Regions from separate parts of the Homo sapiens genome. Here region 1 is linked to region 2. A link is a loop called in an ENCODE intact Hi-C map of the cell type or tissue named here. Cell type or tissue: OCI-LY7. All regions are shown on one strand. Links, peaks and the distances in the headings refer to the core of each region. The heading gives the core; the rest is flanking DNA.

Region 1 (12,128 bases), core at 1,894-9,893, 210 kb before region 2:
TGGGTTCCTCCTAAACCCAAACTTGTTTGTACTAAAAACCGTGTTTGTAATGGAAGCTGGTGCTGTACAGGTAAAATATTTCCAAGCCAAAACAATGTCAAAACAACAAGAAAAATCTAACGGGTTGATCTTCAGCCTCCTGTACCCTCCATAGGAACTCCTAGTACGTGCTTTCCCAAGTCCCTTGTTGCTGCTTCGTGTATACATTATTATATTCGTTGACATCACAGGACAGGTGGTCCTTTTGATACAGTCAGTTAAAACGGTGATTCTAGTATTTTTTCTTGTCAATTTTATTGATAGCTCTTCTCCATTTTTTTCTGTATTTACCTTTACTTTGTTTGTAGGCGTCCCAGACAACCCTGATCACAATTGATTTGCAAATATTCCAGTTGAAATAACTATTAAAGAAATGGTAAGCATTAACCTCTGGAAGCCCTTAAAAATACCTTTAAATCTCCTTCAACAATTGTTTATTTAATAAATAGATCTTGTGTTAGGTATTTTTTAATTTTTAATTATTTTTCTTTTTTTTTTTTTTTTTTGGCATATGAAGTAAGAGCTATCCAGGTGCTTTTAACAGCCTCTCACACTTCACTAGAAATTTTACCCCACTATTAATTCTTTCTAATTATACCTACTTTTTTTTTAATGTTGGCATTTCTGATTAGTATTTTCATACTTACTCTAGCAAGATGTTGTATTTTAATATCTTTCATTGCACTTTTACATGTTTACTGTGGTTTGGGGTAGCTTTGCAAAGTCTAACCATAACTTAAAATATTGTCTATGGTAAAAAACAAAGTTAAATGTGCCTTTAGGGTACAATATATTTAATAATTGAGAACTGCCTATAATTCTTCACTTTTATTTCATTAGTGTGATTTTCAAAGGATCCAGATTTATATTTCTTAAGAAGAGTATGTAGGTATTTGTATATGCTGATTTTTTTAACAAGCCAATTTATTTGACTGTGGAGGGTGGGGAGAAAGATTGGAAAAAAGTCAAGTTATTTGAAAATGCCCATTCCTGTTTGGTTGGGAAGGAGGGAAAAATGAATGTGATTTAAGATAGCTGGGCATATCTGTAGTTATTTCTTTATTATAAATATATTTTATTATACTTTGAGACAGAATATCCCTCCATCACCCAGGCTGGAGTACAGTGGCACAATCATGGCTCATTGCAGCCTCAACCTCCTAGGCTCAAGTGATCCTCCCATCTCAGGCTCCTGAGTTACTGGGACTACAGCCATGCGCCACCATGCCCAGCTAATTTTTAACTTAATTTTGGGGGGTACATAGTAGGTGTATATATTTATGGAATACATAAGATGTTTTGATACAGATATGTAATGCATAATAATCAAATCATGAAACATAGGGAATCCGTCCCCTCAAGCATTTGTCCTTTGTTTTGCAAACAATCCAATTACACTATTAAATTATTATTGACTGTTGTCACCCAGTTATGCTATCAAATACCGGGTCTCATTCATTCTATTTTTTTTTTTTTTACCCATTAGCCGCCCCCACCTCCCCCTCAACTTCCTTCCTACCCTTCCCACACTCTGGTAACCATCATTCTACTCTCTATTTCAATTGTCTATTTCAATGAGTTCAATTGTTGTGATTTTTATTTTTTTATTTTTATTTATTTATTTATTTTTTGAGACAGTTTCACTCTTGTTGCCCAGGCTGGAGTGCAATGGCAAGATATCAGCTCACTGGAACCTCTGCCTCCTGGATTCAAGCGATTCTTCTGCCTCAGCCTCCCGAGTAGCTGGGATTACAGGCATGTGCCACCACGCCCGGCTAATTTTTTGTATTTTTAGTAGAGATGGGGTTTCTCCATGTTGGTCAGGCTGTTCTTGAACTCCCGACCTCAGGTGATCTGCCTGCCTCGGCCTCTCAAAGTGCTGGGATTACAGGCATGAGCCACCATGCCCAGCCTTTTCTTCTTTTTGATATAGGCACTTATAGCTATAAGTTTCCCTCTTGGTACTGCTTTTGCTGTATCCCATAGGTTTTGGTATGTTGTGTTTCCATTATGATTTGTTTTAATAAATTTTCCTTCTTAATTTCTTCATTGACCTACTGGTCATTCAGGAGCATATTGTTTAATTTCCATGTATTTGTATAGTTTCCATAATTCCTCTTGTTAGTGATTTCTAGTTTATCTCATTTTGGTCAGAGAAAATGCTTGATAGTCAGGTTTTTTTTTTTTTTTTTAATGTTTTAAGGCTTGCTTTGTGACATAACATGGCCTATCCTTGAGAGTGATAGATATGCTAAGGAAAAGAACATGTATTCTGTATCTGTTGGATGAAATGTTCTGTAAGTTTTTGTTAGGTCTGTTTGACCTATGATGCAAATTAAGTCCAGTGTTTCTTTGTTGATTTTCTGTCTGGAAGATCTGTCCTGCGCTGAAAGTGGGATGTTGAAGTCTCCAGGTATTACTGTATTGAGGCCTCTCTCTCTTTAGCTCTAATATTTGCTTTATATGTCTGGGTGCTCCAGTGTTAGGTGCATATATATTTAAAATTGCTATACCCTCTTGCTAAATTGACCCCTTTATCACTATATAATGACCTTCTTTGTCTCTAGTTGTTGTCTTGAAATCTATTTTGTCTAAGTATAGCTATTCCTGCTTTGTTTCCATTGACATGGAATAACTTTTTCATGTATGTCTTCATAGGTGAATGTGTTTCTTGTAGGTAACAGATCATTGGGTCTTGTTTTTTAATCCATTCAGTCCATCTGTGTCTAACAATTGGAGAGTTTAGTCCATTTGCATTCAGTGTTATTGATAAGTACCTTATTCCTGCCATTTTGTTGTTTTCTGTTTGTTTTGTGGTCTCCTCTCTCTTTCTTCATGTCTTTTATTGAAGGTGATTTTTTCTGGTGATACTATTTAATTTCTTGATCTTTTTCTTTTTGCGAATCCATTGTATGTTTTTTATGTTTTTTGGTTTGAGGTTACCATGAAGCTTGCAAATACTATCTCATGACCCAGTATTTTAAGCTGATAACAACTTACCACTAATAAAGACTCTAATCTTAACTTTGTCTCCCCACTTTTTAACTTTTTGTTGTTTCTTTTGTTGTTGTTGTTGTTTCTATATATCTTATTGTAAGTTGTCTAACCGTTATTTTTGATTGGTTCATCATTTAATCTTTTTTTTTTGGAGATGGAGTCTCGCTCTGTCGCCCAGGCTGGAGTGCAGTGGCGCAATCTCGGGTCACTACAACCTCCGCCTCCTGGGTTCAAGCGATTCTTCTGCCTCAGCCTCCTGAGTAGTTGGGATTACAGGCATCCGCCACCAAGCCCAGCTGGTTTTTTGTGTTTTTAGTAGAGATGGGGTTTCACCGTGTTAGCCAGGATAGTCTTGATCTCCTGACCTCATGATCTGCCCACCGCAGCCTCCCAAAGTGCTGGGATTATAGGCGTGAGCCACCGCCCAGCCTGGTTCATCATTTAATCTTTCTAAGATAAGAGTAGCTTACACACCACAGTTACAGTGTTATAATCTGTTTTTCTGTTTACTTACTATTATCAGTGAGTTTTGTACTTTCAGATGATTTTTCTTTTTTGAGACAGGGTCTCACTCTGTCTAGGCTGGAGTACAGTGGCATGCAGTGGAGTGCAGGCTCAAGCAGTGCCCCCATCTCAACCTCCCTAGTAGCTGGGGCCACAAGTGTATGCCACCACTCTTTATTTTTTTGTAGAAATGGGGTTTTGCCATGTTGCCCAGGCTGGTCTCGAAATACTGGGCTCAAGTGATCCACCCATCCTGTCCCCTGAAAGTGCTGGTAGATGACTTTTTTTTTTTTTTTTTTTTAAAGACAGAGTCTTGCTCTGTCACACAGGCTACAGTGCAGTGGCTTGATCTTGGCTCACTGCAACCTCCTCCTCCCAGGTTCAAATGATGCTCCTGCCTCAGCCTCCTGAGTAGCTGGATTACAGGTGCCCACCACCACGCCCAGCTATTTTTTTTTTTTTTGTATTTTTAGTAGAGACGGGGTTTCGCGATGTTGGGAAGGCTTGTCTCAAACTCCTGACCTCGTTCGTGATCTGCCCGCCTCAGCCTTCCAAAGTGCTGGGATTACAGGCATGAGCCATCACGCCCCAGCTTGGTAGATGACTTTTTTATTGCTCATTAATGTCCTTTTCTTTCTGATTGAAGTACTCCCTTTAGCATTTCTTGTAGAGCAGGTCTGGTGTTAATGAAATTCCTCAGCTTTTGTCAGGGAAAGTCTTTATTTTCTCCTTCAAGTTTGAAAGGATATTTTTGCTGGTATTCTATTCTAGGGTAAAAGATTTTTCTTTCAGCACTTTATGTCATGCCGCTCTCTCCTGGCCTGTAAGGCTTCTACTGAAAAGTCTGCTACCAGATGTATTGGAGCCTCATTGTATGTTATTTGTTTCTTTTCTCTCACTTCTTTTAGGATCTTTTCTTTATCTTTGACTGTTGGAAGTTTGATTATTAAATGCCTTGTAGTCTTTAGTTAAGTCTTCTTGGTGTTCTATAATAACCTTCTTTTACTTGGATATTGGTATCTTTCTCTAGGTTTGGGAAGTTCTGTGTTATTATCCCTTTGAATAAACTTTCTACCCCATCTCTCTACCTCCTCATTAAGGCCAATAACTCTTAGATTTGCCCTTTCGAGGCTATTTTTTAAATCCTGCAGTCACACTTCATTGTTTTCTCTTTTTTTTTTCCTCTTGACTGTATTTTCAAATAGTCTGTCTTCAAGCTCACTATTTCTTTCTTCTGCTTGATCAGTTCTGTCATTAAAAGCCTCTGATGCATTCATTCTTCAATATGCCAATTGTGTTTTTTAGCTCTGGAATTTCTGCTTGGTTCTTTTATTTCAATCTCTTTATTAAGTTTGTCTGATAGAAATCTGAATTCCTCCTCTGTGTTATCTTGAAATTCTTTTAGTTTCCCCCCAAAAAAGCTACTTTGAATTCTCTGTCTGAAAGGTCACATATCTCTCTCTCCTTTTTTTTGAGACAGGGTCTTGTAGTGGTGCCATCTCGACTCACTGCAACTTCCACCTCCCAGGTTCAAGGGATTCTCCTGCCTCCGCCTCCTGAGTACCTGGGATTACAGGCACCCACCACCACGCCTGGCTAATTTTTGTATTTTTAGTAGAGATGGGGTTTCGCCATGTTGGCCAGGCTGGTCTGGAACTCCTGACCTCAATTGATCTGCTTGCCTCGGCCTCCCAAAGTTCTGGTATTACAGGAGTGTGCCACTGCACCTGGCCACATATCTCTGTTTCTATAGGATTGGTTCCTGGTGGCTTATTTATTAATAGTTCATTTAGTGATGTCATGTTTTCCTAGATCATCTTGGTACTTGTAGATGTTCATCTGTGTCTGAGCATTGAAGAGTTAGGTATTTACTGTGATCTGCACTGTCTGGGTTTGTTTGTACCTGTCCTTCTTGGGAAGGCTTTCCACATATTCTAAAGGACTTGGGTGTTGTGATGTAAGCTGTATCTGTTTTAGGGGACACCCCAAGCCCAATATTGCTGTGGTTGTTGCAGACTCATAAAGGTACCACCTTGATGGTCTTGGTCAAGATGTGAAAGAATTCACTGGATTACCAGGCAAAGACTCTTGTTCTCTTCCCTTACTTTATCCTTAACAACAGAGTTTCTCTCTCTGTTCTGAGCCATCTAGACCTGGGGGTGGAGGGACACAAGCACTCCTGTGGCCATCACCACTGGGACTGTGCTGAGTCAGACCTGAAGCCAGCACAGCACTGGGTCTCCCCCAAGGCCTGCTATAACCACTCCCTGGCTACCGCCTACGTTCATTCAAGGCCCTAGGGCTCTACAATCAGCAAGTGGCAAAGCCAGCCAGCCAGGCCTGTGCCCTTCCCTTCAGAGGGAAGAATTCCCCCAGGTCCCTGATGGGTCCTTTCTGGAAGCCAGGGACTAGAATCAGAAACCTTGGAAGTCTACCTGGTGTTCTATTGTATGGCAGCTGAGCTGGCACTCACACCACTAGGTGGAGTCCTTCCCACTTTTCCCTCCCCTTCCCAGTGGCAGAGGAACCTCATCCCAGAGGAACAAGCCCAGGGGGAGTACTGGCAGACTGCTGCTGATGTTCCCTTCAGGCCCAAGGGCTCTTAAGTCAGTTTGTGGTGAATGTTGCCTGGCCTGGGACTCACCTTTCAACCACCCTTCAGGGCAGTAGCTTCTCCTATAGTCCAGGGCAGGTTCAGAAATGCCATCCAAGAGTCAAGTCCTGGAATCAGGGACCCCATGAGCCCACTTGGTGTTCTACCCCACCGTGGCTGACCTGATAGCTAACCTGGTGCCAGGAATCAAGCAGAAGTAGTCTCGCCCCACCCCATAGCTACCACAGCTGAGAATGTGCAGAGTCTCGTAAAGGGTAATTTGCATCATCTTGCTCTGTCCTATTCCCCTTAGCTAACTTAAAAAATGTTTTTTAGGGATGGAGTCTGTGTTATCCAGGCTGGTCTCGAACTGTTGGCCTCAAGTGATTGTTCCTTTTTGGCCTCCAAAAGTGGTGGGATTACAGACCTGAACCACTGCACCTGTCCTTCTTTCTTTCTTTTCTGCACCTGTTCCCATTGTGCTGACCTTCCTGCCTTCCTCCCTCCCCCACCCTTCCTTTCATTTCTTTCTTGCTTGACAGGTTCTCCATCGCCTAGGGTTGCGATCATAGTTCACTGCAGTCTCAAGTCTTGAGCTCAATTCATCCTCCCACCTCAGCCTCCCTAGTAACTAGCCGATATTACAGGCATGAGCCACCAGGCCCAGCCATAGCCAAGCCTTTTAAATGCATTATTTGCTGAAGTCACTATACACAGTCCTATTTTTGCTCCATTATGTACACCATCACCACTGCCTTTTTTTTTTGGTTAAGTTCCACATTCCTTATTTTATTATTATTATTATTTTATTTGATTTTATTTTTTTTTTTGAGATGGAGTCTCACTCACTCTGTCACCCAGGCTGGAGTGCAGTGGTGCGATCTCGGCTCACTGCAATCTTTACCTCCCAGGTTCAAGTGATTCTCCTGCCTCAGCCTCCCAAGTAGCCGTGATTACAGGCGTGAGCTACCATGCCCGGCTAAGTTCCATACTTCTTTCTAGGTAGGGCCAGATCAGGTCCCTTCCCTATAGAAAGTCATTTCTGACCACTGTAAGAAATCAGAGGCTGGACATGGTGGCTCATGTCTATAATCCTAGTACTTTGGGAGGCTGAGGTGAGCGGATTGCTTGAGTCCAAGAGTTCAAGAGCAGCGTGGTGAACATGGTGAAACCCTGTCTCTACAAAAACTACAAAAATTTGCCAGGCATGGTGATGTAAGCCTGTGGTCTCAGCTGCTTGTGAGGCTGAGGTGGGAGGATCACCTGAAACCAGGAATGTCGAGGCTGCAGTAGGCCATGATTGCACCACTGCATGCTAGCGTGGGCAGCAGCGTGACCCTGTCTCAAACAAACAAGAAAAAATCAGAAATTGTGTTAGAAATTCAGAAATCAAAGAGGCTTTATGTTGACAGCTGATATCATCCATAACTGCCACCCTGGTTTTTCTCTTTACGGACCCCTCATGCCCCTTAAAGTGCATTGTAAGTCCCTAAGAGATGAAAACAGATTATCTTTTTTTTTTGGAGACGGAGTCTTACTCTTGTTGCCCAGGCTGGAGTGCAGTGGTGCAGTCTCGACTCACTGCAACTTCTGCCTCCTGTGTTCAAGCAATTCTCCTGCCTCAGCCTCCTGAGTAGCTGGGATTATAGGCATGCACCCCAACACCTGGCTAATTTTTGTGTTTTTAGTAGAGACAGGGTTTCACCATGTTGGCCAGGCTGGTCTTGAACTCCTAACCTCAAGTGGTCCGCCTGCCTCAGACTCCCAAAGTGCTGGGATTACAGTCATGAGCCACTGTGCCCGGCCTTTGATTTTTTATACATAACATGTATGTACAGAGTGTGTATGTACATTTTAATGAGAGGTATGTATTTTCCCAGGGGTAGAACACAGTCAAATTTACTGAAATTTACTACTTATCTACAAAGGAAAGAATCTGAAAATCATTTTAAATATCAGTTTCTACAATATTTATCTTTGAACTAAAAAGAAATAAAAATATCAGTTTGGAGCATTACTTTATAAATTCAGATATTAGGGCTTTTTTTGTTTTTGTTGTTTTTTTTTTTTTTTTGACAGGGTCTCCCTCTGGCTGGAGTACAGTGGTGTTACGGGATCCTTGGGGTGTCGCCTCACCAGCCAGAAACTTGTGTGGCCAGTGGTGCCTTTGCCTGAGTTTTCCTCTGGCCTGCTGGGCTCATTCTACCCACTCAGCCTGGCAGGCTGTGCTCAGCTCCTGCTACCAGTCTGGGTCCCATGCCTGCCAAGGGAGAGCCAGTCATGGAGCGGTGAGGGGTGTGTTAGTGAGCGTGGGGTCTGGCCACTGCATACAACCAGGCACTCTGGCGGTGGTGGGGCGGGCAGCTCCAGGTGCCAGTACTGGCACCAGCTCCCTATGAGGCTGTGGCTGGACCAGGGATACCATAAGCAGTTTCCATGGCTGACACCAGGGAATGCAGTGTGGTGCCTGGAAGCTTGGAGACTCCAGGAACTGCAGCGCCTTAAAGAGGGTGTCACCGCTCTGGCTTGGGGAGCTCCTAGGTCTGGGCTCCCCAGAGGGCCACAGCTCTTCTGTCCTCTTGTTGGCTGTAACATTGTGGGCAAGGGGTGTTTCAGCCCTGTTTGTGTTACAGCTCTTTTAGCCCTGCCATTCCCTGGGTCTTGAGTTCTTGTCCTGCATCCAGCAAGAATGAAGTACACAGACAAGAGACAAGTGGAGAGTGAGCAAGACAAAGAGGAGCTTTATTGAGCAATAGAACAACTCAGAGGAGACCTGTAGTGGGCAGCTCCTCTCCGTAGCCAGCATGTCCCGATGAGTGTTCAGCTTTCAGCAGAGAGGGTAGCTCCTCTCTGAAGCTGGTTGTCCCATCATTTCTTCAGCTCTCAGTAGAGAGGGTAGCTTTTCTCTGCTGGGCAGGTCATCCCGACGAGTGTCCAGCTCTCAGAAGAGAGGGTAGTTCATCTCTCCAGCTGGCTATCTGGTCGTCTCTTCAGCCCTCAGCAGAGAGGAGACCCTGGGGTGGGCAGCTTCTCTCTGCAGCTGCTCTCCCATCATCTGGCTGAATATGGGGCTTTTATGGGCCTCAGGGGAGGAAGTGTGTGCGAAATGGTCCGTGGGCAAACATGGGCGGGCCTGGAAAAGGCACCACAAGTTCCCACCCCAGTCAGTAGGATCAGCAGTCTGACACCCAGGCTTCAGGCCCTCCCCGACTTGAAGGTGGTGCTTCACCAAGGACTCACCCACTCCTGCCCAGGAGCTTGTCTGCCTCCTGCTGCCATTTATGGTGCCCAGGCTGTTTGTGCCAAGGAGTGTCTGTGGGCCAGCGCTGAGCTGCCCTCAGCACCCCCTTGGCCTCTCTTCTGTGCTCATTGGTGCCCAAAGTCCGCAGCAGGCTGAAGTGGCAGGGGCTGGTGTGTCAGCACTGCCCCCGAGCCTGTGCACACCCAGCCAGGTTGTGACAGACCTAGGGTTGGCCTCAACTTTGCCTTGTGAGTGGAACAGGCGCTGATATTGAGGAAAGTCCAGGCAGTGGGAGCAGACACCTCCGAGCCTGCAGGGGCAAGGTGGGGCCTTCCCAGGCCCCGGAGAGTGCAGAGATGCCTGGATCTGCAGCTGTAGCTTGGGCAGCTGTAGCCACCCCTGGGAGGGTGGGAATCCTGCATGCCCCTGGCTCCCACTGGCTCCATGGAGCATGGCATATGCACATCCTGGGCCCACCTCTGCCTCAGGGCCCCTCTCTGCCTGCCCCTCAGTGCCCGACTGTACTGCTACCCTGCTGGCAGGCAACTCAGCCTGGCCCCATTGCAGTGTCTCCCAGGACAGTGGTCGAGGTACAGGTGGCATGGCAGCCCTGGCCAGCGCCACACAAATGAACCTGACGCACCCAGGGCTGGCCTCACAAGTCCTAGCTGTACCCTTCAGCCAGGTGCTCACAGACCCTTGGGATGCGGTAGGAAGCAAGGTTGAGGCTGTGGCGGAGACTCCAGGCCTGGGAGTGGTTCCTGCCTGGCCCTGTGATGGTGGGGGTGGTTCAGTCAGGTGCCTCCAGGACATGGGGCACAGGAAACCCACTGCCACCACTGCCGCTCCCACAGCTGCTCTTGCCACCACCGCTTATGCCTCCCCACTGCAACTGATGTGATGGCAGCAGCCAGTCTAGATGGCCCGCCACTGCCATGAGTGGCTTGATCTTGCCTCACTGCAGCCTCAACCTCCTGGGAGCAAGCGATCCTCCCACGTCAGCCTCCTGAGTAGCTGGGAATATGGGCATGAACCACCATACCCAGCTGATTTTTGTGGGTTTTTTTTTTTTTTGTAGAGACGGGGTTTTGCCATGTTGCCCAGGCTGGTCTCAAACCCTTGAGCTCAAGTGATCCACCCACCTTGGCCTCCCAAAGTGCTGGGATTGCAGGCATGAGCGACCACACCTGGCCCCAGATTTTTTTTTTCTTTTTTGATTTCATGTCCCTTGAGTCTTTTTTTTTCTCAGATTTTAGTATTAACAAGTAATAATTAGCAGGAATAATATAAAAATAATTCAGTAGTTTTACAAAGCAAGAACAGAGATGGGCAGTGTAAATGTGGAAATGTATGGCACTGGTCCTTATTTCTCAGTAGGGGAAACAGACCAAATGGACCTAAAGGCAGTTCCCAGGGCCACAGATGCAGTATCATTGCTGGGGTAGGTTCCTTCCATCCAAGTATCCTAAGTCACTCCCTTTCACAGTAATTATTTGCATGTTTTAATAATTAATGGTAAAGATATTACTTATAGATTTTGTGAAAGGAAAATAAATCTAGGGACCCCAAACTCATTAAGCCAAAGGGAAAAGTTAAGCTGGGAACTGGGTCACACAAACCTGTCCCTTTTGGTTCCTAAATAAGATGGCTACAAGATGAAAAGCTACATGCTTCCGCCATATTTTGCCCACAAGCAAATTCATAGTGAGCTCCAAGATCTTTACCCTGAGGTTTTTCTGCTAAAATTTTACCATGGCAATGTAAATTGATAGCATATCCTTACAGGTGCAGTCACCCCCCTGCCCACCAGACAAATGCATATCTGATTGTTCTCCTGCCCCATTTTGTTTGGGTTATCTTATGTAAAAGTGCCGTCTCTACAAATAATAATAATAATAATAATCAAAAAATTAGCCAGGCATAGTGGCACGTGACTGTAGTCCCAGCTACTCAGGAGGCTGAGACAGGAAGATCACTTAAGCCCTGGAGGTTGAGGTTATAATGAGCCATGATGGAGCCACTGTACTCCAGCATGGGTGAAAAAGCGAGAGGCTGTCTCTAAAAAAATAAAGTGCAGATTCACTGGGCCAGACAAAGGCGTGAATTACTATTTTCCCTAACCCCCCTTACATGAAAATTGTGTACTTCTCAGTAACCTGCCCTTTCCCCTTTAAATTTGGAGCCCTCAAAATTATCTTCAGAGAAAGGCGTAGACCTGTCTCCCGGGCATATTTCCTTAACTTTGGCAAATAACCCTGCTGGGATTACAGGCGTGCACTACCATGCCCGGCTAATTTTTGTATTTTTAGTAGAGACAGGGTTTCACCATGTTGGCCAAGCTGCTGTCAAACTCCTGGCCTCAAGTGATCTGCCCGTCTAGGCCTCCCAAAGTGCTGGGATTACAGGCGTGAGCCACCATGCCCAACCTCTGCTTCATGTTTCTTAAGTGAATCAATAGAGCAAAATCATTTTCTAAAATCCTACAAGAGATATGTCAGATTTTGAAGCAGAAATTATCAAAGCTTTACTTTCCAGGCCCCTGCTCTTTGTCCTTCCTTTCTGCTGAATCCTGCTGTGGCCGTTTTTATGTTGTGCTGGTTGAGCTTCAGCACTTCTGAAACCCTTTGTGGTTGTATTCTCATTCAGATCCATCTGCGTTCTTATTCAGTGTGGCTCTCAGTGAATCTTCTCAAATTTAGCAAAATGCATCTTTCACATTTTAGGTGCATCTGCTGCATTTTAAATTAAGGCCTT
Region 2 (12,128 bases), core at 2,260-10,259:
ATTACTTGATTTTTTTGTTGTTTTCATTTGGTAGGGGTTAAGTTTCCTAAATTCACCTAAATAACACAAGTTGGTGATTATAAGAATGTGTTCTAATAAACATCTTTTCTAAAATAGTAAATTAGTTATTAAGATAATAACGTTGCTTTTGCAAGCTTTCTACAACCAATCAACAAATCCTTACTCAATGGAAATGCAATGTTTTCAGTACGGTAAAGACTTTCTACATCATATTGAGTCATACATTTAATTAATCCACACAATTTAATTCCTTTCAGAATAAAAATCTTTAAGCTAGCTATTGTATAAGCAAATGCCATTTGAATATCAACTAAATACATAGCTTTCTTTAATTCTCTTCTGAACAGCTGGTTTTTTTAAAGAAAATTATAGTTTAAGATTTCTGTGGTCAAAAGCCTGTACTTCAAAGTCTATATGATAAAGACTAGGGAAATAATTTTCACTACAGATCCAGGGAACAGAATTCCTAGAAGTAATGAGGATGTTACTGCATCTGACAGGGCATACTAATAAATGATTCAAACTTTTATTGAATATCTATTATATGCCAAGATGTAGGATCCAGATGGTCCCTGCCCTTGAAAAATTCAATTTGGTGACAAAAGATGGATATGTTAAAAACAAAATGCTCTTCACTACGATAGATTCTCTAAAAATAAGTAACTGACAGCTATGATAGAAAACAGATGCCTAAATAGAGTTTGAAACAAACTGTTGCACAGTGGGAGGAGGGCTAAGTACATTGTGTAGCAAGAACCTTAGTACAGGTAAGTTTGAGTGCCTTTGAAGAATGAGGCTAGAATGAAAAAATAGAGAATGAAAAAAGAGAGAAGACAGTTCATGAGGGTGTCTACTGAAAGCTATTGAGAGATTATAAACACGAAATAGTTTTGCTTTTTTCTTTCTTTCTTTCTTTTCTTTAACAGATAGGTTCTCACTATATTGCCCAGGCTGGTCTTGAAGTCTTGGCCTCAAGCAATCCTCCCACCTCAGCTTCCCGAGTTGCTAGGATTACAGGAGTAAGCCACCTAGCTCAGCTCCAGCTTTGCATTTTAGAAAGATAAATCTGGGCCACGTGTGGTGGCTCACACCTGTAATCCCAGTGCTTTGGGAGGCCAAGCTGGGCTGATCACTTGAGCTCACAAGTTCGAGACCAGCTTAGGCAACATGACAAAACCAAAATTAGTCTGGCGTGGTGGTGCACACCTGTAGTCCCAGCTACTTGGGAGGCTGGGGTGGGAGGCAGAGGTTGCAGTAAGCCAAGATCATGCCACTGCACTCCAATTTGGGTGACAGAGCCAGACCTTCTCATATACATGCACAAAATTTGGCAGCAATAAAAAGGAGGTGGGTTGGAGAGAAATACTGGACACAGGGAGACTAGTCAGAACCTTACTAAAGAATCGCAAATATTAACAAAGAGGATAGGAGTTTAGGGAACAGGATGAAGATGTGATAAAGGATTAAAGGTAAATTTAGGAAGCAGTATCAGCAGATAAGTAATAGATTGGATATAGGGCAGTGGTTCCCAAACTGGGGTGGGTTTGTTCCTCGGGACATTTCACAATGTCTGGACACAGTTTTGGCTGTCACAATGAGGGAAACTGCTATTGGCATCTAGTGGGTAGCATCCAGGAACGCCGCTAAACATCTACAATGCACAAGATAGCTTTCCGCAACAAAAAATTTTCCAGCTCAAAATGTTCATTGTGCCAAGGTTGAGAACTCCTGATGTATAAGACAAAGAAGGAATCTGAGTCTCCTGGGTTTCTACTTTGGGTAACTGAAAAGAAGACAGTCCCACTAGCAAGGATGGGCCACAGAAAGTAAAGTCTAAGATTGGGGAAGTGGAAGGGGAAGATGAAGTCAGTTTTGAAGGAGTTCAGATGCCTACAGGGTTTGGATGTAGAACTCTTGGGCCAGGAACTTAAAAACACTTGTTTGGAGCTCAGAGAAAACCAGGCTGGCATGCAGAGTTTGGGGAATCACCAGATTTTATGATGGGTATGTTTCAATACTAAGCATGTCCGTAATTTCCATTTAGAAAAAAGCTGTAGAAGAGGCAGTAGAGAAGCTATATCTAAAATCTTTAAGAGATTTACATATAACTGAACTCTTAAAAAGCTATCTTAAAAATCTAGCTCTTAATCTCTTAAAAAGACCTGTAATACATTTGAAATTGATTGTTCAAGTGTCCAGGTATCAAAGTTAATATCTTTTCATAAACTGTATAAAACTCATAAATAAAGGTTAGACACTGCTTTCTTTACAACAATTCACACAAATACTAACTGGATCAAACACCAGCATTTCCCGAAGTGTGTTTATATTGAACAACAGTCTGAGAAATGAATGGTCCATGTTCAAACAAGTTTCGCAAACACTGTGTTATATTCTAAAATATTTATAACGTACATTAGCATGTTAAAGGTTCTGAGAAGTTCTGCGGTAAAGAAACCAATCTAACACCAAATAATCCAGCATCTGGCAGATTATTTGACCTCAGAACTCTTTCATGTAATATATTTACATCTCCTAGGATTTATATTTATGGCTATGAGAATCAAAAGACAAATTCTGAGGTAAATATCTCACTGAAAGTTGGTCTGGATAGCTTACCATCTTTACTGATATTACTAATTATATTTATAATATAAAATTCAAGCCTTATTCAGTAACGACTACAGTATTATTTCTTAAACGGGTACTTGTTAAGAACACTCAAAGTAACTCTTCTAAGAAACTAAAAATTACTCTTTAAAAATTGCTCTAAAAATCAATTTTAAAGACAAATAGATCCATGCCGGGCGCAGTGGCTCACGCCTGTAATCCCAGCACTTTGGGAGGCCCAGGTGGGTTCATCACTTGAGGTCAGGAGTTTGAGACCAGCCTGGGCAACATGGTAAAACCCCATCTCTACTAAAAATACAAAAATGAGCCAGGCACGGTGTCGCATGCCTATAATCCCAGCTACTCAGGAGGCTGCGGCAGGAGAATCACTTGAACCCAGGAGACGGAGGTTGCAGTGAGCCAAGATCACGCCACTGCACCCCCAGCCTGGGCGACAGAGCGAGACTCCATCTCAAAAACAAACAAACAAACAAAAAAACCAGAAAACACACACACTTTAATCATAGAGCACTATCTATTCGGTAACTTCTTACATGAATAACCAGAACAGTAAGTAATTCAAACTACTTTACTGACATAAGAAAAGCTTACTGGAGTATTTTTCTGTTGATTCATAAACGAATTCTAGGAAATTGGTGTAACAATAATTCTCAAGTTCTTCATCTTGAGCTACAATTCTTTAAAAGTACTACATACAGTGATGGATGCTAAAACTTACTATGGATGTGGAAAACTGGAAGAATGTTAAGATAACCCTGAGAAAAAAGTAATAAAATCAGAATTTTATTTTAAAAACAAGACTTACTCAAACTCACTAGAGCTGACATAAAGAATTACTACATTTAGCTCTCAGGCATCTGCGTAATAAGAAAGAAACGAGGATCATAAAAAAACTAGAGCAAAACAAAAAACTATTTTCCAGGAGATACATAAGTTTTGGTCTAGAAAAAAAGCAGACAGTTAACATTCATCACTTGGATAGCTCTGATTTTTAAAAATCAATGATGATGCTGTTTTACAGTTACCAATGAAGTCTATACTTTCAAAAATATTATATGATTAACCAGTAAATCTTCATCCCAAGAGAGTGCAAAGGCATAGGTCCAATAAATACAATCAAACTCAAGGAAAGGAAGAGAAATTGTACATTTCCTGGTATACCTTTAATGCCTAGCTTAGAAGTATCCTTTTCAGATATGTAAGTACAAATGGCTACTGCAGCAAAGGAGATTATAAAGAAGGTTATGGTTTCAAATAATTTCCTTTCTTTTTAATTTTCCAAAAGAAAGTAGCCTGAAAGTATTCTAAGTATTCTAAGAAGTATTAGAAATAAGGCTGGTAATATTTTCCACTGAGGATTTGACTCTGCTGCAGACCCTGTTCGCTGACTATCTACCAACTGTTCTTCCTTGCTGCTCCCCAACAAACCTCAGATACTCTACCCTCTTCCATATGACTGTGAGCTTCGCTAAGGATAATCATGGCAATCCCATTCTTGCCAGAAGTTGGGTTAGGAATGGACCTCTGAAACAATTCCAAGAAATAACCAAGAAAAGTTTGCTAGAAACTTCTAGGTACACTCACAGACAGTACACATGTAAGAAGGAATATTCTCTGAAACGGTATGTTTGCATGTGACATCAGGACCTAAAGAAACCCTTAGTGCTGTGAGGGGCGCATACCTGAGACCAAAGCCAACATTCTCTGTCGATAATAGCATACGGAAAAACAAAGACTCTGGTTCCTTGATGATGTCACTGGACCAACAAATCACCTTATCTCCAGGCTTCTATATGATAATACGTTTGCTAATTGTTTCAAACAGTTGTCATTTAAAAAACTATGCAAATGAAAACTGAGGAAAGAGGCTTACTTACAATAAACTCTGCACTAACATGCCCCCCCAATACTGTAATTGGTGGCAGTTCAGAACTATACAAGCTACACACTGGTCATTCATTCACTTCATAACACCACCCCACAGTATACACAATTTGATTTTGGGGTCCCCATTTAAAATTGTAGAACCAACAGAGCAATTTATAAGAATAACTGCATTGAGATGGGTGGGAAGAGGAAGAAATGGAAAGGTAAATGTGGAACTGGCAAAAATTCACCACTAGTTGACTTTCTGCAATAAGGATTTAAAATCCAAAGCTTTCAATTAAAAAAATAGTAATATAAGAGCTTATTAGAGCTATGGAGGCAACCACTAAAAGAAATAAAAATTACATTTTTTAAAAGTAGTTGCTTCTGGGGATGGGGCTCAATTACTTCGCTTTCTTATCCTTTAGGTATTGTTTAATTTTTCTTAACCTTGTATAGGTATTAAAATATCTTTCTAAAATGGCACTGTGAAGAAATTACACTTACATAACAATTAACGATGGAAAATAATGCTTTAGGGGCCATTTTTGAAGACTGCCAAAGAATCAAAGAATGACAATTTTAACAGGTTGGAACTCAACTGAGAGGAATAAGGGAAAGTAGGAGAGGAGCGAAATCCAAACATGCCTAACTGTAGGACTACAGGTGCTGAAGGTACATCCAATTCCCGACAAAAACATCCCCCTTGATTTGAAGTAAACAGGAAAGTAAGACAAAAAACATTCTACCCTCAGCTTGCTTTTGGGTGACTGAAGTGGCAAGAGAAGCTGAACAATACTTGTTCAGGCCAAAATGAGAATGACAAGGATAAGTCCAGGAATAGACGGACACTAATTACCATTTAACTTGATAGGTAATGGCTGGAGAATTTAGTTTCAGTGCCACTATGAAGTGGCATAGCATGACTTTGGATGCAGCAGCTCAAGCACTGGAATTTCCTAGAAAGAATTATCCTGTACAACTTAATAATATAAATTGAAACTCCACACGATTATCAGGGAACTGGTTTAAATCTCACCACCTCCTCTCTTTCTCATACATATATCCTACCCCATGAAAAATCTCATTAAGATACCTGTTTTGATGCTGCTCAGAGATTATGACTGCATAATATAACATACTACCAACTGTATGTCCCTATGCCATGATATGTGTAATAAGCTGATTGCTTATACATACAATGTTCTTTTTTAAAAACCATATACGAACTTTGAAGAATGCAAAGGTTTTTCTGCTAATGGCTACCCAACACATAATTATACTGCAACAACTCCACCTAGTGATGAACCAAAAATATAGCAGGTGCATGTTTTTTAAAACCTGGAAGTTACTCTATAGCAAATACAAAATTGTAAAGTAACCTTGCTATAATAGAAGTATCGAGACTTCTGGAAGGATTTTTTTTTTTAATTGTATGATCTGGCCAGGCACAGTGGCTCACCTCTGTAGTCCTAGTGCTGTGGGAGGCCAAAGCGGGAGGATCGCTTGAGCCCATGAGTTCCAGACCAGGTTGGCCAACAGCAAGACCTCGCCTCCATAAAAAATTTAAAAATTAGCTGGCTGTGGTGGCACATGCCTATAGTCTCAGCTACTCAAGAGGATGAGGCAGGAGGATCATTTGAGCCCAGGAGTTGGAGGCTGCAGCGAGCTATGATTGTACACCACTGCATTCCAGGATGGGTGACAGAGCAAGACCCTGTCTCTTTAAAAAAGAAAAAAAAATGTATGATCTGAATTCCTTGATCTTTTAATCTGTTGGGTGAACACTGAAATTAAAGGTTTTAAAAAATAATTGTTTGCATTATAGTTATCAGAAATATTTTCATGACATTAAGTATTTAATTGATGTATTTGAAGAAAATATCAAATCTAAAATTTCCATTTGGAAATTAAGATTCTTAAATTATATAAAAATACACTTAAAGAGTAACAGTACTGTTTACATTTCTTCTTTTTTTTTTTTTTTTTTTTTTTTTTGAGACAGAGTCTCGCTCTGTCGCCCAGGCTGGAGTGCAGTGGTGCAATCTTGGCTCACTGCAAGCTCCACCTCCCAGGTTCACGCCATTCTCCTGCCTCAGCCTCCCGAGTAGCTGGGACTACAGGCACCCGTCACCACACCCTGCTAATTTTTTGTATTTTTTAGTAGAGATGGGGTTTCACCGTGTTAGCCAGGATGGTCTCGATCTCCTGTCCTCGTGATCCGCCGGCCTCAGCCTCACAAAGTGCTGGGATTACGGGCGTGAGCTACTGTTTACATTTCTTATATGTCACCTCTTACTTTAAGAGTAGTTTTTATAATCTATAGGACATGGTATTAGTTATTAAGAGATTTTAGTACTTACTCTTGGCCACTTTAATAAGTAGCTATAAAGTATTAAGGAATATGCTGAAATTCAGAGTAAAAAGCAAGCAACCTCATTCAATGCACATTTAAGCAACATCTTCAATGTTCAAAGAAACTTGCTTGGTATGTATTAAATAACTGCCAAGTGACTTTGTCCTTACCACCCATTAAAAACCCCATCCATTTCAGGTAAAATTTCAGTGTTTAAAAATATATCAAGTATGCCTGATAGATCACATTTAAAATTACATTTTTAGGCTGGGTGTGGTGGCTCATACCTGTAATCCCAGCACTTTCGGAGGCTGAGACAGGCAGATTGCCTGAGCCCAGGAGTTCAAGACCAGCTGGGCAATATGGGGAAACCCCATCTCTACAAAAAATTAGCCGGGCATGGTGGCGCACACCTGTGGTCCCAGCTACTTGACAGGAGAGATCACCTGAGCCAGGTAAGTCAAGGCTGCAGTGAGCTGAGATCGTGCCACTGCACTCCAGCCTGGCCAACAGAGGAGACCCTGTCTCAAAAATAATAATAATAATAATAATAATAAATAAATTACAATTAGAATTGATATGGCACATTCCATTTTACTTGACTTTAAATATTCTCCTCTTCCCAAATGATTTCCACTAACTCAAGCTAAATTCTGAGAACTGACAGTATATGCCTGGGAAATCTAAAGAAAGTAATCTCTTGTTAATAACTAGAATTTAATTATTGTTAATATAGGTAGTACTATTTGACCTATTGCCAAATAGGTTAAACTCCTGGCGTTTTATTAAAAATCTAAGTGATTTCCCAATAGACATCCAGTTCTTAAAAACTATTTTTTTTTTAGACAGAGTCTCACTCTGTCACCAAGCTGGAGTGCAGTGGCACAATCTCGGCTCACTGCAACCTCTGCCCCCTGGATTCAAGCAATTCTCCTGCCTCAGCCTCCCAAGTAGCTAGGATTACAGGTGTGCACCACCACACTTGGCTAATTTTTGTATTTTTAGTAGAGATAGGGTTTCACCATGTTGGCCAGGATGGTCTCGATCTCTTGATCTTGTGATCTGCCTGCCTCGGCCTCCCAATGTGCTGGGATTACAGGTGTGAGCCACTGTGCCCGGCCTTAAAAACTTTAAAAACAAATGAATTAGGCTGGGCGCAGAGGATCAGGCCTGTAATCCTAGCACTTTGGGAAGCTAAGGCGGGCGGATCACTTGAGGTCAAGACCAGCCTGGTCAACATGGTGAAACCATGTCTCTACTAAAAATAAAAAAATTAGCTGGGCGTGCTGGCAGGGGCCTGTAATCCCAGCTACTCAGGAGGCTGAGGCAGGAGAATGGCTTGAACCTGGGAGGCTGAGGTTGCAGTGAGCCGAGATTGCACCATTGCATTCCAGCCTGCGCAACAAGAGTGAAACTCCATCTCAAAAAAAAAAAAAAAAAAAAAACTAATGAAATGCTATAAAGGCCATTTAAGTGCTAATATCACCTTCAACGAACAATCATAATACTCTAAGGTACACTTTTCTACTTGCTACAAACTAAATGAGTGGATGTTCAGTCCATATAATATCTAAACAAATAAATATTCTAATAAGTAAACTCAGGATTGAAGAGAAAGATTCAGAGATACTTGAACAAAATGTTAACATTTGTGAAATTTGAAAAGTGGATATGTGTATAGTATTCCCTGTATTATTGTGAATATTTTAAATTGCTCAAAACAAACAATAAAACGTCACAGCACTTCTCTAGTTCTTATTGACAATGCAAAATTTGAATAATCGGCCACATTTTACTTTATATAATATAGGCCGGTGTTTTGTTTTGAGACAGGGTTTTGCCCTGTTGCCCAGGCTGGAGTGCAGTGGTGCGATCAGAGCTCACTTCAGCCTTGACCTCTCAGGCTCAAGCGATCCTCCTGCCTTAGCCTCCAGAGTAGCTGGGACTACAGATGAGCGTGCACCACCACATCCAGCTTTTTTTAGTTTCTAGAGATGGGGTTTCACTGTTACCCATGCTGGTCTCAAACTCCTGGGCTCATGCGATCCTCTCACTTTTCGGCCTCCTAAAGTGCTGCGATTAAAGGTATGAGCCACCATGCCCAGCCTAGGTCATTTAACTGCCACATAACAATACATGTTATGATTAGAATTACACTATCCAGTATGGTAGCCACTAGCCACCTGACCACTACGCATGTGAAATTCAGCTGGTGCAACTGAGAAAGTGAATTAATTTAAACTTTATCTGATACTCAGTTCAGTGTCTGAAAAGCTTTTAAATATATATGGAACAACCTGGGTATGTGAATCTACTTTTTCCAACAGAAATTTTATGAAATTTAAATTCAGATCAAGTATTTCCAATAAACATTTAACATTCAAATTGAGATGTGCTCTAAATGCAAAATACATAATGGATTTCAAAGACTTAGTATTTTTTTAAAAAATGTAATGTATCTCCATGACTTTTACATTAATCACTTTTAAAAAGATAGCATTTTGGATAAACTGTGTCAAAATATATAAAAATTGATTTTGACTTCCTTTTTAGAACCTTAAAACTAAATTTCAAATAACATATGTTGTTCACATCATATTTCTAGTGGAGAACGTTGGACTAGACAATATTTTCTGTAGCTATTTCCTTATCGACAGACATATAAGTAGTTCTCATTTTTGCACTGTTACAAAATAGCATTACAAACAATGTTCCTGTATGTTTTCTTGTGCACGCACACAAGAGATACACTAGAAGCAGAATTCCTAGTCATAGGGTATTGGTACAGGTCACAGCACCTGTACCAATTTACACTCATTAGTTTTATACTACACTCTCCTAACATTTGGTAATGTCCACGTAACATCTTTAATTTGTGCCAATTTTGGACATGAAATGGTATTTCACTGTAGTTTCAATTTGCATATGCCTGATCACTAGAGAGCTTAAGCAGCTATTCATGTATTTCTGGGCCATCTGAGCGCAACAAATTGCTATACTCATTTCTGAGCTTGTTTAAAACCTTATTTTAGCTCCAATAGTGAAAAAGACAGAATCTAAAATTCAGTACTCAAACGACATCTCATATATCCAATTCTAACCACATAAAGGTAAATTATGGTCCTTTGGTATAAAATTTAGGTTCTATTTTTCCATACCAAAGTGTTTCTGATACTCCTCTAAATTACTCCATTGTGAAAGGGTGAGCTGGTGGAGGTAATGGAGGAGTAAGTAAATGCATGTTAGTCAAACTTTTAACTTAGAGCTGCTTAAAATGTTTTCCTGGCTCAGCGTCAAAAAACAATTTACACAAAACATATTTAATGTTAAACTAGACGTCAAAAATAACACAATTCTATTGCCAAATAAGTTAAACTCCTGAGTGTTTTTCAAGCAGTAAATTCCCACTCTCTTTCTCTATGCATTTTTCTTTCCAACATCCCTCAGACTTGGAAGTGACTCTAACTTTCATTTGATCAAGTTTTGTCTAGTCACAGGTACTAATTACAGCTAAGTCTTTTCTACATGGTCCTCGAGTCATCTAGCTATAAGCCTACCAATGAATAGCACATCTGTTATTTTATGTATGGTAGTCATACAGTCTCAATTTCCCAAGATTATCCAGGTTTCATATTATTTTATTTTTATCTGTTGAAAAGGGGCTATATTAAGTATAATTAAATGTGACTTATAATTTGCCTTTTTTTTTTATTTTTAAGAGATGGGGTTATGTTGCCCAGGCCTAACTTGAACTCCTGGGCTCAAGGGATCCTCTCACCTCAGCCTCCCGCTGGGACATTGGACACAAGCTACCTCGCCCCACATTACTTTCAAATTTTGTCAGCGTTTCACGTAACAAAAACTATAGACAAAACTCTTTTGTCAGATAATGTCTCAATTTTGGGTTTTGCAAATATAATCCCTGTAGTGATGTGGTGTTTGTGCTTAGATGCATTAGCTCTATTTCATAAAAGTAGTGTTAATACAACCCAGTCACCATGGCATCATAGAAACCCAAATACATTTTCTGACTGTGAAAAGCAATTAACATTTTTCACTGACCAAAAATATAATACAGGAATACAATAATCTAAGTGGGAGGCCTTTTCCCTATTTAGCTTTCCTGAAAGTGAATTTTATTAGAGGTAGAGGGAGACTGACTTCTGAGCTACCTGAGAGAGGGAATCCTATAGATAAACGGGCATCTTAACAAGACAAGTTTACTACAGTGTTTTTCAAACCCTAGGTCACAATCCAGGGAGTCATGATCAATCTACTGGTCAACAAGGGGTATTTTTAAAAGTGAATGAAAATGTACAATATCAGAAGTGCATCATACATGGTGAGGACATATATCTTGTTCCAAGAAACTTTCAGCCACGTATTTATATATGCTTGTCACAATGTAAGATGCATTTTCTTCCCCCTGCAGATCATGGCCAAAAGATTTAAAGACCTGGGCATAAAAAATGCTTCTATTTAACCTTAATGAAAATTCTGTGAAGCAGATACACAACACCCATCTTATAGTATGAAAACAGCACTCCTGAGTGACTTAAAGTCACACAGCTAGCAAATGATATAAGCCTAGTTTCTAATGCAAATGAAAATAGAAATAAACCTAGTGGACATCAAAGAACTAAAATTAAAACCATGAGTTGTCTTTTTTTACCTGTCAACATAGAAATTTTTTAATGACTAAATTCAATGTTAGTCATTAAATTCAATGTTAGTGAGAACTTAAGGAAACCTGACACTTTCCAAAGCAGCTGGTGGGAGTATAAATTAGTAAAGTCTTTCTGAAAAACACCTTAGCAATGCATATCAAAAGCCACTATATAGCCATGAGAAAACAAAGTTGTAGCATATCCAGTGACATAAAATGTCCTATATAATAAAGAAAACAGTTTATAAATAAGTGGATACTGTATAAAAACATGTCTACAAAGCCTAAGGAAAAAAATACATGGAGGATACACTTACTTCAGCCCTTGCTCTGCCACTCCTTCTCTCAACACAGACACCAGAATGATCCTTCTAAAAACTCAACCTAGCATTGAAATACTCTAGGAAAAAAAAAGTGGGGTGGGGAGGCAGGATAAAGCAAGCACGACAAAATGCAGATGGCTGTTAAAGTGGGTTGGATGGTGAGTCCTTTTCTGTATATCTGGAACATTCAATAATATATAATTTTAAAATAATAAAACATAAGGTAGATCTTTCCTCAGAACTCCCCAATGGCTTCCCATCTCAC

Evidence for each region. Peaks named below come from ENCODE experiments on the same cell type or tissue, not always from the same donor. Only the 100,000 strongest peaks of a DNase experiment are listed, where the experiment ranks them.
Region 1: it touches region 2 in a loop (10-fold over the local background); 15 of 110 quality-filtered maps call a loop at or near these places.

What each region holds. Positions count from the first base shown.
Region 1 is chr5:79,250,124-79,262,251 of GRCh38, forward strand. The region is part of intron 1 of JMY (junction mediating and regulatory protein, p53 cofactor); the gene reads left to right. Among named protein-coding and RNA genes, the nearest start is that of JMY, 20 kb to the left of the region's middle. RefSeq lists enhancers at 5,253-6,041, 7,985-8,646, 9,307-9,966, 11,181-11,718, 11,719-12,128. In OCI-LY7, for the core only: CTCF peaks have their summits at 6,033 (motif pointing right) and 6,238; a DNase peak (open chromatin) is centred at 6,638; H3K4me3 peaks cover 737 bases; H3K27ac peaks cover 1,752 bases.
Region 2 is chr5:79,459,095-79,471,222 of GRCh38, forward strand. All of the region lies in intron 1 of HOMER1 (homer scaffold protein 1), which reads right to left. LOC107986426 (a long non-coding RNA gene) reads right to left here. Exons shown (of 3, transcript XR_001742758.2): 3 at 8,915-12,128. Among named protein-coding and RNA genes, the nearest start is that of HOMER1, 49 kb to the right of the region's middle. In OCI-LY7, for the core only: CTCF peaks have their summits at 5,828 and 6,027; a DNase peak (open chromatin) is centred at 5,797.